2 separate regions of the Mus musculus genome follow, and region 2 is linked to region 1. The links are chromatin loops, found by intact Hi-C in ENCODE. Cell type or tissue: heart. All regions are shown on one strand. Links, peaks and the distances in the headings refer to the core of each region. The heading gives the core; the rest is flanking DNA.

What was found. Hi-C counts contacts between places; a loop is a spot of excess contacts. Peaks named below come from ENCODE experiments on the same cell type or tissue, not always from the same donor. Only the 100,000 strongest peaks of a DNase experiment are listed, where the experiment ranks them.
Region 2: it touches region 1 in a loop (3-fold over the local background); 10 of 42 quality-filtered maps call a loop at or near these places.

What each region holds. Positions count from the first base shown.
Region 1 is chr16:57,595,315-57,603,274 of GRCm38, reverse strand. All of the region lies in intron 1 of Cmss1 (cms small ribosomal subunit 1), which reads left to right. Among named protein-coding and RNA genes, the nearest start is that of Cmss1, 7.6 kb to the left of the region's middle. In heart, for the core only: a CTCF peak has its summit at 3,071 (motif pointing right); no DNase peak of the experiment used is centred there.
Region 2 is chr16:57,117,794-57,125,753 of GRCm38, reverse strand. Tomm70a (translocase of outer mitochondrial membrane 70A) reads right to left here and starts at 4,040. Exons shown (of 12, transcript NM_138599.5): 1 at 3,560-4,040. The coding sequence starts at 3,892. In heart, for the core only: no CTCF peak of the experiment used is centred there; DNase peaks (open chromatin) are centred at 4,103 and 4,343; H3K4me3 peaks cover 3,006 bases; H3K27ac peaks cover 1,794 bases.

The DNA.
Region 1 (7,960 bases), core at 1,140-6,139:
TGGATTGTATGTATTGGTGTGCTTAATAAATACCCAGACAACATGACAGAATGTTTAAGGACAAAATTCAGGATGAATAAACAGAAGAGGAAGAAAAGAAATAGGCGACATTGTCAGTCATGGTCTGTACTTGAAAACCAACGGATGGACTGTCAAATAACCTAGGAGACTTGTTAGAATTCCCACAATTCTTACAAATTTTGACAACAGTTTATGAAAGCTTGAAAGTACAGATGCACATAGCTTCCTCCAAATCATACATACATTTCCTGCTATTATTTTGAGAGGTATCCATCTCTTTCATGACAAAAACACCCCTAACAAATATGTCAGACGTTTCATTTCCTCTTGTATTTAACAGTAATACATATCATCATTTTGTAGTACAAATCCTTTGACATTTTGTATTGGTTTTGGCATTGTCCTGAGAAAGGATCTCCCTGTCTAGTCCAGGTTGGTCTTGAGTTTTTATGTTTTGCTTCAGCTTGCCCATTGCTGGGATTATAGTCATGGGGGAGTTTACCTTTGACCTGTTGATGATCTAACCATCCGCCATTGAGTACTTAGATGTTCTACATTTTCTAAACATTGTACAAGCATCTTGAAATGTAGTTTTCTCGTTTTCAGCTTTTATAGACTGCTAGATTAAATTCTTGAGTTGCAAGTGTTGCTTTGAGAAATACTAGGTGATGGTAGTGTGGATAAACATTCTGTTCCTGAGTGCCTTGCTAGTCTAGTTCATACTACCCCGCCATTAGCAGACTTCTCTCCTTGTATGTTTTTATTTATTCAGCACTACTCTACTCCTATACATACTAAAGCTTTATAGAACCAATCATCATGCTTTAATTACTCAGCTTTGAAATTTTAGTATAAAAGTAGATATAGATAATCAATGTGTAAACAAATGAACGTAACTATTCTCTAATAAAACTTTGTGAGGTTTAAGTAATATTCTTGCCATAAAATAGTCTTATGTTCATTTCTTTCAACATGTATAATTATCACAATCATTTTTTAATCTATCTTATTTATATGAGTACACTGTTGCTCTCTTCAGACACACCAGAATAAGGCATCAAACCCCATTACAGATGATTGTGAGCCACCATGTGGTTGCTGGGAATTGAACTCAGGACCTCTGGTAGAGCAGTCAGTGCTCTTACCACTGAACTATCTCTCCAGCCCATCACAACTTTTTTTTTTTTTTTTTTTTTTTTTTTTTTGGTTTTCTGAGACAGGGATTCTCTGTGTAGCCCTAGCTGTCCTGGAACTCACTCTGTAGACCAGGCTGGCCTCAGAAATCCGCCTGCCTCTGCCTCCCAAGTGCTGGGATTAAAGGTGTGTGCCACCACAGCCCGGCCCATCACAATTATTCTTAACCTGCTTGTCAAGTGAGATGAGCTATTAGGCTGAATTTTGGCCTACTTAGCTTACAGATGCAGCTCCCACTCAAACTCGGGCCTTTAGTTATATATTTCTTTGGAAGGAATTTGAAATATAGCTCCGAGAAAACTGGCTTTTATTAGTTACCCAAGTATTTGGTCCACAGTTCTGTTAGATAGTAGACCAATTATATTCTGATTAAAATCAGATAATATGATTTCAAAAAGTTAAGAGTAGTATTCCAGAAATCACCGAAGCTGAATAAACAGTAGGACTCTAGCATAAAACTATCCATTTTTATAAATTTCATTATTTTCATTCACTGGGAATTTTTATCTATTTCTTAAATTTAATTACAGTGACTCTAGACATTTAGAATAGTTTCCATTCAGAATTTAAACAATTCACATGTTTCACATGTGTAGATGGTGTACTTTGTCCATGTCCACTTCACCCTCGTTACACTGCTTCCACTCCCTTCCACTCTTGTTAAACAGGTTCTTCCCAGTGAGCTGCCCTCCCACTTCCATGGAGGATAGCTTCTTTTATTTCTCTCTCCCTTCACCCCCCTCTTTTTTTAACCCTTCAAAATGGCCAGATTTCTTGAGAAGGGTTATGCTGAGGTGGCAGGATTCTGTGTCAGTTGCTTTGTATGTCAAACACTATGTTGTTGAAATCCAGGTCATGTTCAGTTCTTAGTTCCATTGTGTGTTATGCCCTAGATATGTCTTGGAGTAAGCCTGTGTTGTAATTGGTAATTCTTTTGTTAAAATGGAACATTTTGTAAGACTTTTGTCTTAATGAGAGAACTTGATTACCATTTTAAAGTGAGTTAACTGCTGGTGATCATAGAAATGTCCATAATTATTTTAGTATAACAATTAATACAAATATAAATGTATGCAGTAATACAGCAGCTGATTATCTTTAGTCTAGATAGTTTCCCAATAATGACACAGAGAGACCAAGATTGATTTAATCAAGCTTTACTGAAGTACTTGGGCAGCCACTGATCTATTTTAATCTTCTAAGCTAACCTGGCACCTCCCTGCCAAAACCCCTGAGATCCTTACATTTTAGTTCTGGTTTGACTCTCTGGGCTTTAGATGTATTTTCCCATGATCTATCCTCTTGCCCTTGCCTCAATCTGTTTTATGTTCTCTCTCTCTCTTCCTCTTCCCCTAGCTGGCGGAAGTTCCACCTTATTTTCTCTTCCCTCAGCCATTGGCTGATCCACTTTTATTGACAAGACAGAGAATAAATGGTAAGCATTGTTTACACAAACTTGAGACAGGAAACGAGATAAGCATTACAATGCTGTGTGCAAATTGAAAGAACATGGGGACAGAGAAGGTATCATGTAATACAGGATAATCTTTACACAGCACGCAAAACAGTATCCTGTCCTTTTGTTTTTGTTTTTAAATTTGCTCATGAATTTATGCCACCTTGACATAAAACTCACTTGGAAGAGTTCCAGCATGGAAGAAAATGTTAAAAACTTCAATATATAATATATTTTGTATTACTTTTCAAGGTAAAAGTTTCCTGGGCACTTTGTTTTTTTTTGAGACTACTGATAGTATATGTTCATTTTTTTCCAAAAATTCTAGTTTATATTGTTCTTATGTGTATGGATGTTTTGTCTATATGTATATTTATTCACCATGTGTGCAGTGTCCATGGAGGCCAGAAGAGGGCGTGAGAATATCCTGGCCTCACACTCATGACCTCCTGCCGTTGCTTCAGAGTAGTAGGATTGTAGGCACATGCCCAGCTTGTTTTATGCTTCTTCTGATCCTTTTGGTTTTAACACTAGGAATTCTAATATTTTATCTTTCCATTAGCATAATGAATGGTGCCCAGGCATAACCACTTTTCCCCATCCCTACCTTACTTCACTGCTGTCTCTGAGCCGAGTTTCTCACCCGTGTCTTGATTGAATGCTCATCTTGAGTTTGCTTGAGATGTAGTATCCCATGCTGTGCATGCTGGGTATGTGTCTTGCTTTTGGTATCAGAGCTTCTTCACCTTCATGCATAGTCTCTTTATTCTATTTTTTCTTTCTTCACTTCCTGTTCTCCTTTAACTGTGACTTTTCTGTTTTTTCCCTTAACTTGTTGGTCCTCCCCACAGTCTCCCTCTGCCACTTGCCTGATGCTGCATTCCTCCTTAGCTTGTATAACAGTGCTGCCCAACCTCCTCCTCCTCCTTCTCCTCCTCCTCCTCCTCCTCCTCCTCCTCTTCCTCGTTCTCCTCCTTCTTTCTCTCTCTCTTTTTTCCTCTCTTTCTCTTTCCCTCCCTCCCTCCTTCTCCTTATTAAATGCCTCCTGGGAAACACCCATCACTGTACTGGCATCAGTGTACGCATTGAAACAGTTTAGCTGAGTATAGAGCATGTCAGTTCCTTTGCTTCTGCTCGGGGGCTCATTGTAGAAAGCTAGTGGAAATGTAGTGTTTAGCCAGGAGGATTTCTTCCAGGCCCATGCCTCTAGTGTTTAGTGATGAGTGGATGAAATCATTGACCCCCCTTCAAACCCTGAGGATTTGTGAAGTGTGAAATGTGTTTAGTCAAAAATGCCTCGTCTTAAAACTGTGTTCATAATGACTCCTTTCTCTTGATTCAGTGACACGACTTTGAGTGAGATAAAAAACAGTGACTATATGTTACTGCCAAGGTTTTGTATGCATCCTCTGGTGACTAAATGCAATATTCTGTTACTGTCATCCTCCTGGACTCCTGGTCCAAAGCTTTTGCTGAATCTACCAGTTTTTGTGTGTAACCCTGAGGGAAGGGATGTGAGTAAAGATGCCATATGAGATGATAACTTATTGCTCTTTTTCATAAGTACCCAGAACAATGATTTATATTTTCCTCTAAAGTCTCAGTAGTAGTGACCATTGGTTCTCGTATGCTCTGACTACGATAGAAAGTCACAATGCTAATCTAAAGACTCATCTTACATGCCAAGCAATATGACTCCATGATTCTTCTTTAGTAGAGGAAATCTGCTACAGAAATAGGAAAGGAGACTGAATGTTAGCAGTCAAGTATGCACACATCAATGGTTATTGGGTAGGCCACACCAGGGACATAATCAACTATTATAATTTTGTTGTTTCTTCCTCCTTATAGCTAAGAATTTCTTTTCTTTCTTATAGTCAAACAGAAATGATGGTTTTTAGACCTTAAACTTTGATTTTAATTGTTAATGCCGTTTTGGTGGAACTCATCCTACTTCCATGAAGCAAGTTAGAAATTCTTGCTAGTACATTTCCTTAGGCAGTGTGAGTATGTGGTAAAGTTCCATAGAATGAAGGATATCTTCTTTGCTCACAAAAAGCTCTTGAGCTGTAGTAGAGTCCAATCTTGTCTTGGGCTGATGCTACAGTCCAGCCTTGGTTAAAAATGTCATTGCGACTCGAGTAGTTTGCAGGAATGTTCTAGTGTGTATATATGCTCACGTAGAGTTGAGAATTGTGTGTAAGCTGTTCCTTTGAGCAAGCCCTGTACCAGGTCTGTCAACCTGTGAGCCACAGTATAGCTTGCTGCTTCGCTATTTCCTTGACAGATGGCCATTCTTCTCTGGTCTTTCATGGTGGTGATTGGAGCTTACCAGCTCTTTCTGGAGATGAATCTTCCTAGAGACTACATAGGTATGACTTACCTTTTCCCTTTTATGTGGAGGAAAGTGTTAGAGGTGACAGTTCTTACGATGTGTAATTTCTCGCAGTCATTTTGATGACTAGACTTATCCACAGGTCCCAAGGGTGTTTTGGTGCAAAGTCTACTGAAGCCTGTAGATTTGGGTTTAGGGATCCTTGTTGGAATTCTCTGCTTGCATACTCCCTTGATCTTGAATCAGACAACAGCAACGACAACAAAGACAAAAGGCAGTTATTGGTACAGGCAGTTAGAAGAACATGGTGATTTTTTTCAAGACATGTAGTTAGTTTGGGGTGTTTGAGTTCGAAAGCACTAGGTTCTGGGGATCTATTGGATTTAAGATAGTTTGAGGGAAGATATTTCAGGAAACTGTTTCTGTAAACTCATTGTGTAACTGTGCTTTTAATCATAGTGTAATATAAACACAGAGTAAGCCTAGCTCTTCCTGCTGATCAGTGTGGGATAAACAAGGGTAGTATCTCAACTATCATCAGAGAGCTCTGCAGTTTCCAGAGAAAGATTTCATTTGAACTGTGTCTCAGAGCTTCACTTGTCCGGATCCTCAAAGACCTCAGATCGGAAACTGCTGTTGGTAATAAGATGAGTGCTTTTGCTCATGTCCTTCATGTAGGGAGCCATCAAGTATAGCTGAGAAGTGGACTGCTTCCAACTAGGTTGCTTATGAGAGGATGTGGAAGCAGTGGAGGTGGAGATGGGCACATTGCAGAGGCAGGATTATCTGTTTGCTTACTGGTTAACATAGAAGGACTTTGGAAGGAGTTACATAACCTGGGTGATGTATAGGCTGAAGGAGTAGATTAGCAGAATGTTAGTTACATAGATGGCTAAGAACTAATTTTTCCACTTTTTTTTTAAAGGGACAAATGAAAATGTTTAAGAAAACTTGCCTAGCAGTGGTGGCACACGCCTTTAATCCCAGCACTTGGGAGGCAGAGGCCAGCCTGGTCTACAGAGTGAGTTCCAGGACAGCCAGGGCTACACAGAGAAACCCTGTCTCGAAAAAACAAAACAAAACAAAACAAAAAAAAGAATACTTGCTGGCAATAGACTGGAAGTTTTCAACACCGTGGATCTCTTATTATCCGGTTGACTATAAGATATATGTTCTTTCTTTGTCATTTTTGTTTGTTTGCTTGTGTTGTTTGGTGGTGGTGGTGTGTATGTTTGAGACTAGGTCTCACACTGTATTCCAGCCTGGTGTGAAGCTCACCATGTCCCCACCCAGGTTTGCTTTGAACTTGTGGCAGTCTTTCTGCCTGAGTTGATTACCCCCCACCCCCTTCCCCAGGCACATCATTCTTTTCTTGCTTTGAGTTCATAAATGTGAATATTGTTAAATATCTTAAAAGTTCATTGTATTCAATTGTTGTAGACTCTAGTACTATTTATATGAGATACCATCTTATAATTATCCTTCATTTTTTTTATTTTATTGTACTGATTGAGTACATCGAAATCCCTTTGTGTATTTGTTTATGTTTACCTTAAACTATAGTATATATGACTCTCATCATATTCCATAATCCCAAATTTTTATTTTTTATATTTTTTTGTTTTTTTGAGACAGGGTTTCTCTGTATAGCCCTGGCTGTCCTGGAATTCACTCTGTAGACCAGGCTGGCCACGAACGAAGAAATCTGCCTGCCTCTGCCTCCCAAGTTCTGGGATTAAAGGTGTGCGACACCACATCCGGCTATAATCCCAAATTTATGGTCTGATACTGTTGAGCTTTTTAACTCCCAAATCACTGAGTATTTGATTTAAAATGTATATTAGATGTATCTCTCTTAAGTAGAGGAGTGTAGACTGGAATGCACAATATCAAATGTTCTGTCTCTGATATGACAAGTACTAAGTTATGAATATTGCTTCAGTTTATATATATATATATATATATATATATATATGCGCACGTGTGTGTATGTGCACGCATACACACATGCTCAGATACTAGCCTGTATTTGTTCTTAGGGATTGTGGATCATAAGAGAGTTTGAAGCCGACTGAACTAGAAGGGTAGAAGGTGTTTGATGTGAAGGGGATTAGACATTTATTGCTAGAATTGCTAATGAAACTTAATGTAGAGTTTTAGACATGGTTTTGTAAGGGAGTACAAATATGACCTTCAGATGCCAGTGCAAGTAGTTAGAGTTTAATATAGTAGTAACATTCACTCACTTAAAACAAACATATAGCCTGGCGTGGTGGCCCATGCCTTTAATCCCAGAACTTGGGAGGCAGAGGCAGGTGGATTTCTGAGTTCGAGGCCAGCCTGGTCTACAGAGTGAGTTCCAGGACAGTCAGGGCTACACAGAGAAACCCTGTTTCAAAAAACAAACAAAAAACAAAAAAACAAAACAAACATATAGCACCATGAATAGTTTTCATGTGCAAGTGCTGCACAGATCAAGTCGTCCTGTACGTAGGCACAGAGGGTGTTTAGCTTTATATTCTCACCACCTTTCTGGTGTTAATCCTAGACATGCCAGTGAGATGGTCCTAGTCCCATTCCAGTCTCATGGCTCCTGACTTGGCTTCTTGGTCTCATCTAGCACTGACAGGCTGTGTCTACATTCTTGCCTCTCAGACAGGCAGGTGTTTGTTGTTTATTTTAAATAATAATAATAACAACAACAGCAATCAATGTCCAAATGAAGGAAGGAACAACTTGGCACTGTATTTCAAGTACCTTAAAATTCATCTCCATTTTTTTTTTAAGTTAGAGACCTTTTCTAGAAAGTAACTAGAGAGACGAGTAAAGGTAGTTATTTTTGCATTAATTAGAATGAAAAAGTAGACATAGATAACAATGATGAGGGTGTAGTAAATGAATTAAAGTATGATTATATAGAAGCACTATGATGTCATTACATAGTAATGACTTTA
Region 2 (7,960 bases), core at 1,629-6,628, 480 kb after region 1:
ATGATGGAATAAAAAGTTACTATGAGGGGGATGGAGAGATGGCTCAGCCATTAAAAGCACTGACTGCTCTTCTGAAGGTCCTGAGTTCAAATCCCAGCAACCACATGGTGGCTCACAACCATCCATAACAAGGTCTAATGCCCTCTTCTGGAGTGGCATTCTGAAGACAGCTACAGTGTACTTACATATAATAAATAAATAAATAAATAAATAAATAAATAAATATTTTTTTTTAAAGTTACTATGAAATTAATAAAGTTATGAAATTGATACTGCTCTTAAGCTAGTGCATACCTATTAGAGCAACTAGGACACTAGGCTTAGTGTGTATTTGTTATTCATCTGAGGTAGCTCAAATCTAGAGTGAGAAGTGAAATTTCTAAAGTAAGAAATTTCCCAATGATGAAAATCTGTAATTCAAGTTTGAAAAAAACTACTAGAGTAAGACAGAACACTGGTAAATTTTACAACTATTTAAATGGAGCATGGTTTAATATTTTACCTCACTCTTACAAACTATCAACTGTCAGATGTTTTCTTTAAATATCTTGAAACCAACATGAACAGGTTTGCATTTTTCTTCCAAGCTTTTGCAAGTGATAACTGGACATGGCCCATGTTACACGGGGGAACATCTACCACTGGTTCATTTTATATTTGGGCAAACATTAAGCCCAAAGACAAAACTAAACAGGTTTTCTTTTCAGTCTGCTAACACTGAACCCTGAATAGATATCTGGTAATTCCTTAATCCTGTTAAAAAAAAAAGGTAGTTATTGTGCAGCTGGAGACACAGCACCTAGAAAGCCTGTTGTACCTTCAGCTGAGACAATGCAGAGCTAACGCAGAGGGAGTCCTTCAGCCATAGGAAATACGGATGAGTTATACGCAGTTATATCAGTTATATCAGTTATACACAGACACTCGTAAGAGTCAAATATGACTCTCTACCAACACTTAAGAATATAATTTCCACTAGAAAATAATGATTCTTAATATTGCCTTGCTAAACAATAATTTAGTAATTCCAAGTAAGATTTCAGGACCATATTCCTAAATTCTACATGGTGAGGTTAAAAAAAAAATGGCATGTTCAAGTGTTTTGCTCAGTTTTATTTTGGGACAAATATAATAACCATTTTAAAGCAGAGAATTCAACAGAAGTCAGGCCAATCAAAATTATTCTTTATAAAAACTAGAAGCCACTTATAAATATTAAAATAATTAGTACTGCTGCAGACAATGTTGCAATACTAAAAAGGGAATTTACTAATTATTTCTGTGTTATATATGTGTAAATGCATACACGTGCTTATGTGCAACCAAGTGAGGGTGTTCTTGAACACTGGAGGTACTGGATCCTCCTGAAGCTGGAATTACAAGTGTGAGCTATCACACAAGGGTCCTGGTAACAAGCTCATGTTCTCTGCAAGAGCGATATGCACTCTTTAACTGTTAAGACACTTCTCCACGCCAGCTCCCCTTATTCTTAATTTATGATTACTATAGAACTTAAGAACTTTTATGTAACGTTTACTTATTTACTATTCCAGATTAAAATGAAATAGAAACTTTAGATATGAAATTTTCACATGTACAAAATTTCACATCTATGGAAACAATAACTGAGTCAAAGAAGGCTCTTGACAACCACCTTCACGGGCACTCACAACCACACCATTTCTTAAACAGGCACTTACAGGTTGCTTTGCTAAAAATGCCCTTAAAATCTCACTCTGGCCCATAGGTGACTGAAAGTAGGACAAGAGCATAACATCTCTGCATTCTGTCCCCTTCAGCTCAACTGAACCCAGAGGTTAAGTCATTGTCCTTAACCTTTTCCTCGAGTCACCTTGGATTCCAGAGCACCCCTCAGACGAGGGTAATTATCCTGGATGTTGAGTCCATGCCCTGGGACATACGCAACTGTCTTACAGGGACCAGACTAATCCCCTTAGGAACCCTTCCTTCAGCCCTCACCAGCCCTCACAACTGCCATACCACTTCTTGACCAGAGCTGCTTCATTTCCATACCTCTTGCCCAGATTCTCCCATCAGTTAAACCTTAAAGGTCTGGTGAGTAACCTAAAAACTTGGAAGTTACTGGAACCAACTGACCATCCCTCTTTCCAGTATGGCAACACTAAACAAATCTTTGCTTTTTGCCATTATTTATCTCTGTAAAGGGCTTCTTGGAGTGTGGTTGCTCATCATAGTTTGCTGGGGCTGCCAGTGCTGGGCTTTCATCCTAAAAACTTTGGTTTAACATTTTAGTGCTGGATGAAATAGAAGGGACCAAATATTTTAATCCTCTTAGCCTACCAGGATGACAATGACATAAACTGAGCTTACCAAAATAACAATGCTGGACAGGACAATGTAGAATGGCATCTCCTCAGCTCTCAAAGATCATGGTTCCCTCCAACATTGTAAGTTCTGGTTAGAAATTGGCTGTTTAACTTCCCCATAGGAGAGAACAAACAGCCTTCCTGCTAGCTAGCACGGTGACTCACACACAGTAAGTACTATCCCTGGAGTCATATACCAGAGCCTCTGAAGCTACTTAGGAAAAGAACAACGTGTCTTCAGGCTGAATGGGATGAAAATGCCTGCCATTCATTTAACTGTACAGTTTTTCTCATGAGTGTTAAGTGCACATAGGATGCGTGTGTATAAAGAATTTCCTCAGGCACATACCTGGTATTTATTTACCTGTAAGTTTCTCTGAACTTGGATTACTCTGGTAATACCACCACAGAATTCCTGACCCAGTAAAGTCCCTTATCTCACTCAATCTCAGTCCATGCCAATTCTCCACACAGCCGTCAAACTTGTCAAAAAGATTTAATAGTCTGACCACCAGATCCGATAGAGCAGTTTATCACTCCAATGCTTGTTATAACACCAGAGACTCTTTATCAGGCTTGGACACATGTATATATATGTCCAGGTGAAATAGAACATTTTAAGATGTGCAGCGGGGGTGGGGGTGGGAGGCACAGTTCCTTAAAAACTGAACTATTTCCTATATACAAAGCTACCTAATGATTTTTTTGAACTTTGTAATAGTTGCTAATCTCCCTCCCCAAACACACACACACACACACACACACACACACACACACACACAATCAGAGCGAGAGAGAAACTCCGAAAGAAAAATGGCTTGTTTTTAAAAGGTTCTTAGCAAAGTTCTGGTCTTGGGAAACACAATAACAACTCACGGTACAACTCCAATCGTTCCGTGAAATTTGCCTTTCTTCGCTTAATGGAATTACTATATTTGTGCATGTTTCCCATACCTACATACTAGGGATAAATGCTGTGTCACTTAGAAGAAAGGCAAAGTATTCTGTTGGATCCCAAAGGAAATTGTCAAAGAACGTCTCTACGCTAGCCAGCCTGGAGCTGCTATTCCATTCCCTATAAAGGCAACCAGAAACGACTCTAAAGTCACTCGGCAGTTTCCGACCGGTGGGAGGGCCCCTCACCCGCACAACGGGTCAAGGAAAAGCTGCATCCGCTCGTTTTCACCTCTACGGCCCGGGCGGCTTCTCACCATTTCCAGGGAGTCCCCAGAACCGTCGTGGTGGCCACTGCCCAGGGCCGGACTGGCCCTGCCCTCGGGGGTCTTCCGTTCACTGTTGCGCTTCAGGCCGCTGGCGTCGCCCCGGCCTCCCGCTTCCCGGCGCCTCCGCCTTCGGCTCCACAGGTACATAGCCCCAGCACCCAGCAACAGGGGCGCCCCGATGGCCAGCGCCACGTGCCATCGCGGCAGGGTCCCCGCGCCCGAGCCGGGGCCCGCAGTCCCACCGCCACCGCCCACTCCATTTCCAGAACCGGGCGCAGCAGCCGCCGCCATCGCCGCCTCTATGGGCTTAGAGGCGGCCATGACGACTGTCCTCCGCCGCCGCCGCGCCGGTCGCGGGCGCCACGGTCACCGGGCAGCGTGGGGAGGAAGCCGGGAGCGTGGAGGGAAAGCAACGCGCGAGCGAGCACGCTAAGCAGCAGGAGCGGACGACAGAAAAGGGCCAGAGGTCACCGGAAGCCCGGGGCATGCCGGGCTAGACCGGCGGCTGGGCCCGCCCCTATCTACTGTACAGGGGAGAACCACTTCCGGGGTCAGAAGGCCTGGCGCTCTGGGTGGCTTTTCCCTTTCCTCTTGCAGGCGGTTGCCTAGAATCGCTCGGGAGGTCTCAGGCCTTGCGTGACTGCAGACCTCTTCTCCAGGACAGAAGGACCCGTGGCACTGTCGCCAGTGCGGCGAGGAGGGGCGTGGGGGGCCGTGTGCAGCAAGTGTAGAGGGACAGCTCCCTGTAGCTCTGTGAGTGGGCGGGACTTGCAGAAGCACTGTGAAGGGAATTGGCCAGCAGGGATGGTGGGCCTCCCAGTTGATTGGTAGGATCGGGGAGGGGGGTGTGGCTACGTTGGTGCCTGTTAAAGACTGAAACTGTGGGAGGGGGGAAAAAGGGTGAGACCATCGTGCTGTGTAAACCAGCTTTGTATATTTCTGCAATAGCCAGATTGTAGTTTGGACAAATTTGTAGTTCCTGGGACAATGACAGAGGGCAAAGACTAGATGGAAACTGGGGAAGGTAGGTTGACTCATGGAAGTGACTTGCAGCCTGTGTGCTGCACCTTTAATAGTTACAAAGGGCAAGGATGTCTGTTAGAAGGCTTTCCTATTGGCTTTCCTCGAGGACCCCGGATCACCGCAGGCATCTTTACGTGTGTATCTTAAAATGGATTCCACCTGACATCTAGCCCATACAACCTTCCCTGGAGCACAAGTGTCTGTCACAACACTTTGAGTTTGCTCACTTATTTGAAATAACTTAAATTTTTAAAAAAAATTTATTTCATTTATATGACTACACTGTAGCTGTTTTTCAAGCACATCAGAAGAGGGCATCGGATCCCATTACAGATGGTTGTGAGCCAACCATGTGGTTGCTGGGAATTGAACTCAGGACCTCTGGAAGAACAGTCAGTGCTCTTAACTGCTGAGCCATCTCGTCAGCCCTGAAGTACTTTTCTTAAGCCTTCATGAACTCTGGATCTGGTCTCAAAGCATGAAGTCTACTTTGCAAGGTGTTTGGAATTCACACAATTTTCAAGAAAAAAAGGCAAAGCATGGATAATTAAATGTTCCAGGCTATGGCTCTTCATTTCAGGTTTGAACATCCTTTTGTCAAACAAACAAACAAACAAACAAACAAACAAACCAAAAAAACAAAAACCAAACACCCATAGATGGTCATTTGGCTTTTAAGTACCACAGGATGCTCACCATAATAGCATTACATGAAGATGCAAAGGCCAAGTTGTGTCAACGTGGAGTGATTAAAATAGAATGTTCCAGTTTGAAACTTCAGGGCCTTTTCTCTTGCGTCATGTTGGTTCTCACCAGTGAAATGTTTGCACTAGCAACAAACTGAAAATGGTAGTGTAACTTAGTTGATCAAATAGAGATTGCTGTAGGCACTGTTCTCACCCCAGAACTTCAAAATCGGAATCTCATGCCCTCTGAGTAATCTTGGATTTTTCAGAATAACAGCAAAAGGATTCTCCCCCTATAACTTCACATTTTTTTCTGTGATATCTTGGAGGACTAAAGGCTCCCAGTTTGAATAAACCATTGGAACTAAAACACATTTGAAAGATTTTCACCTTTGTTAATTTTGTGTATGTATGTGTATGGGTGCACCCATTCCACGGATCATGATATGAATCTTTGGGAGTCACTTCTTTTGTCCATATGGGTCTTGGGATCTTTTATAGCACCAGCAAAATGATCACACTATCGATTAACAGTTTCTGTTTCTTCCCCAATTATTACCACATTGCCATAGTTATTGGTTCTTGTATCTGCTACTCAAGTTCATCTTGGGTCCTTGAAGAGTAGGAATCGTGGTATAGTAATCTTAGTACTTCTGGACCTGTTGCTAAGTTAGACATATGATAGGTATTGTTAGTGTTCCTGCCCAACACAATTCCTGAAACAGATAATGCAGGGAATATGGGGAAAGAGGCGCTCTTATTCACTGCTGGTGGAAGTGTAAACAAATATAGCCATTATGGAAATAATATGAAAAGTTCTGGAAAAATTATAGAACCATGTGACCCAGCTATACCATGATTGGGCATAGATCTAAAGGACTCTATAGTCTGCCACAAAGAGATTTGTACATTCATGTTTATTGCTGCATAAATTAAAATATTTAGGGAATGGTAGCAGCCTAGATATCCATAATGGATGATTGGATAACAAAAATGTGGTACATACACACAGTATCATTTTACTCATTGCACAGAAAAATGAAATCATGAAAATTTCAGGAATGGATAGATCTATAAAGTATATTATAATAGTCTCCCATATGTGGATCAAAGCTTATAATGTCTCCATATACTAGTGAGAGGTCGGTGCAAGTATAGGTTATGAAACCAGGGAGAAGGCTCCTAAAGGAGGAATATAGTTGTTGAGGAAAGGTGAGGGGATGGGCAACAAGACATGTAACATACAAAAAAAAGAGAAAAAGAAGCTGTGGAAGATTATAAGGAAGATAAACACAGGCGTGAAAAGGGGAAGAGAATAAAGAAAAATACACAGTAATTTTACTTGAAATGTCATAAAATAACTTAATGTTCTAATTTTAAAACTTGTAAGTAAAAAATTGAAATTTATTTAGATGGAAACACAAAATAAAGACAGGTAAAAATATCCACAAACTATGCCTTCAGCAAAGGAATAATATCTAGAATCTATACATTTCACATTTCAACATTAAAAGGGCAAATAATTTTATTATAAGATAAGCCAAAGTCATGAAAGACAGTCACCTTACTGAGAAAGATAAATAAGTGAAAAATAAGTTCATGAAAAGATTTTCAACATTAGCTATTAAATAAAGGTGAATTAAAACCACTAAGTGGGTTGAGGAGATGGCTCGGTCATTAGAGTGCTTGGTACCTGTCTTAGTCAAGGGTTTCTATTCCTGCACAAACATCATGACCAAGAAGCACTTGGGGAGGAAAGGGTTTATTCAGCTTACTCTTCCACATTGCTGTTCATCACCAAAGGAAGTCAGGAATGGAACTCAGGCAGGTCAGGAAGCAGGAGCTGATGCAGAGGCCATGGAGGGATGTTACTTACTGGCTTGCTTCCCCTGGCTTGCTCAGCCTGCTCTCTTATAGAACCCAAGACTACCAGCCCAGAGATGGTCCCACCCACAAGGGGTTTTTCCGAAAACCCTTGATCACTAATTGAGAAAATGCCTTACAGCTGGATCTCATGGAGGCACTTCCCCAACTGAAGCTCCTTTCTCTGGGATAACTCCAGCCTGTGTCAAGTTGACACACAAAACCAGCCAGCACAGTAGCCAAGCGTGAGAACCTGAGTGTGGATTCTTGGCTTCCATGTATTAATACAGAGCTAGGAATGCACGTTTGTAATTCCAGTGCTATGGAAGCAGAGACAGGAGGATCACTGTGCGCTACTAGATAGCCAATCTAGCTGAATAGAAGTGCTCCGGGTTCAGTGAGATAAGCCATATCCAAAACCAAGGCGGAGAACTTCAGAGGAATTATGCCCAAACTTGACCTATGTCTTCCAAACACAAACCTGTCACCATGCCTGCCAACCTGAATCTGAAGCCTGGTGGAGAGATAACCAATTCATGCCAAGTTGTCCTCTGACTTCCCTATCTGTACCACGGTACTTGAATGTCCACACACATACACACTTGCATATGCAAACAAAACAAAAAAATGTAATTAATTTTTTTCCAAAATAAAAAATGAAGTACAATCAGCATTTCTACATTTCCAAAAGAAACAGAATCTTATGAGTGGCAATGAACTCAGTCAATCAGGATGAAAAGATCTTATAAAGCTCCGAGTGGGCAGAAGGGTGGCAAATGAGTGCATAAATTATACATGAGTTATCAGTCACAGTGAA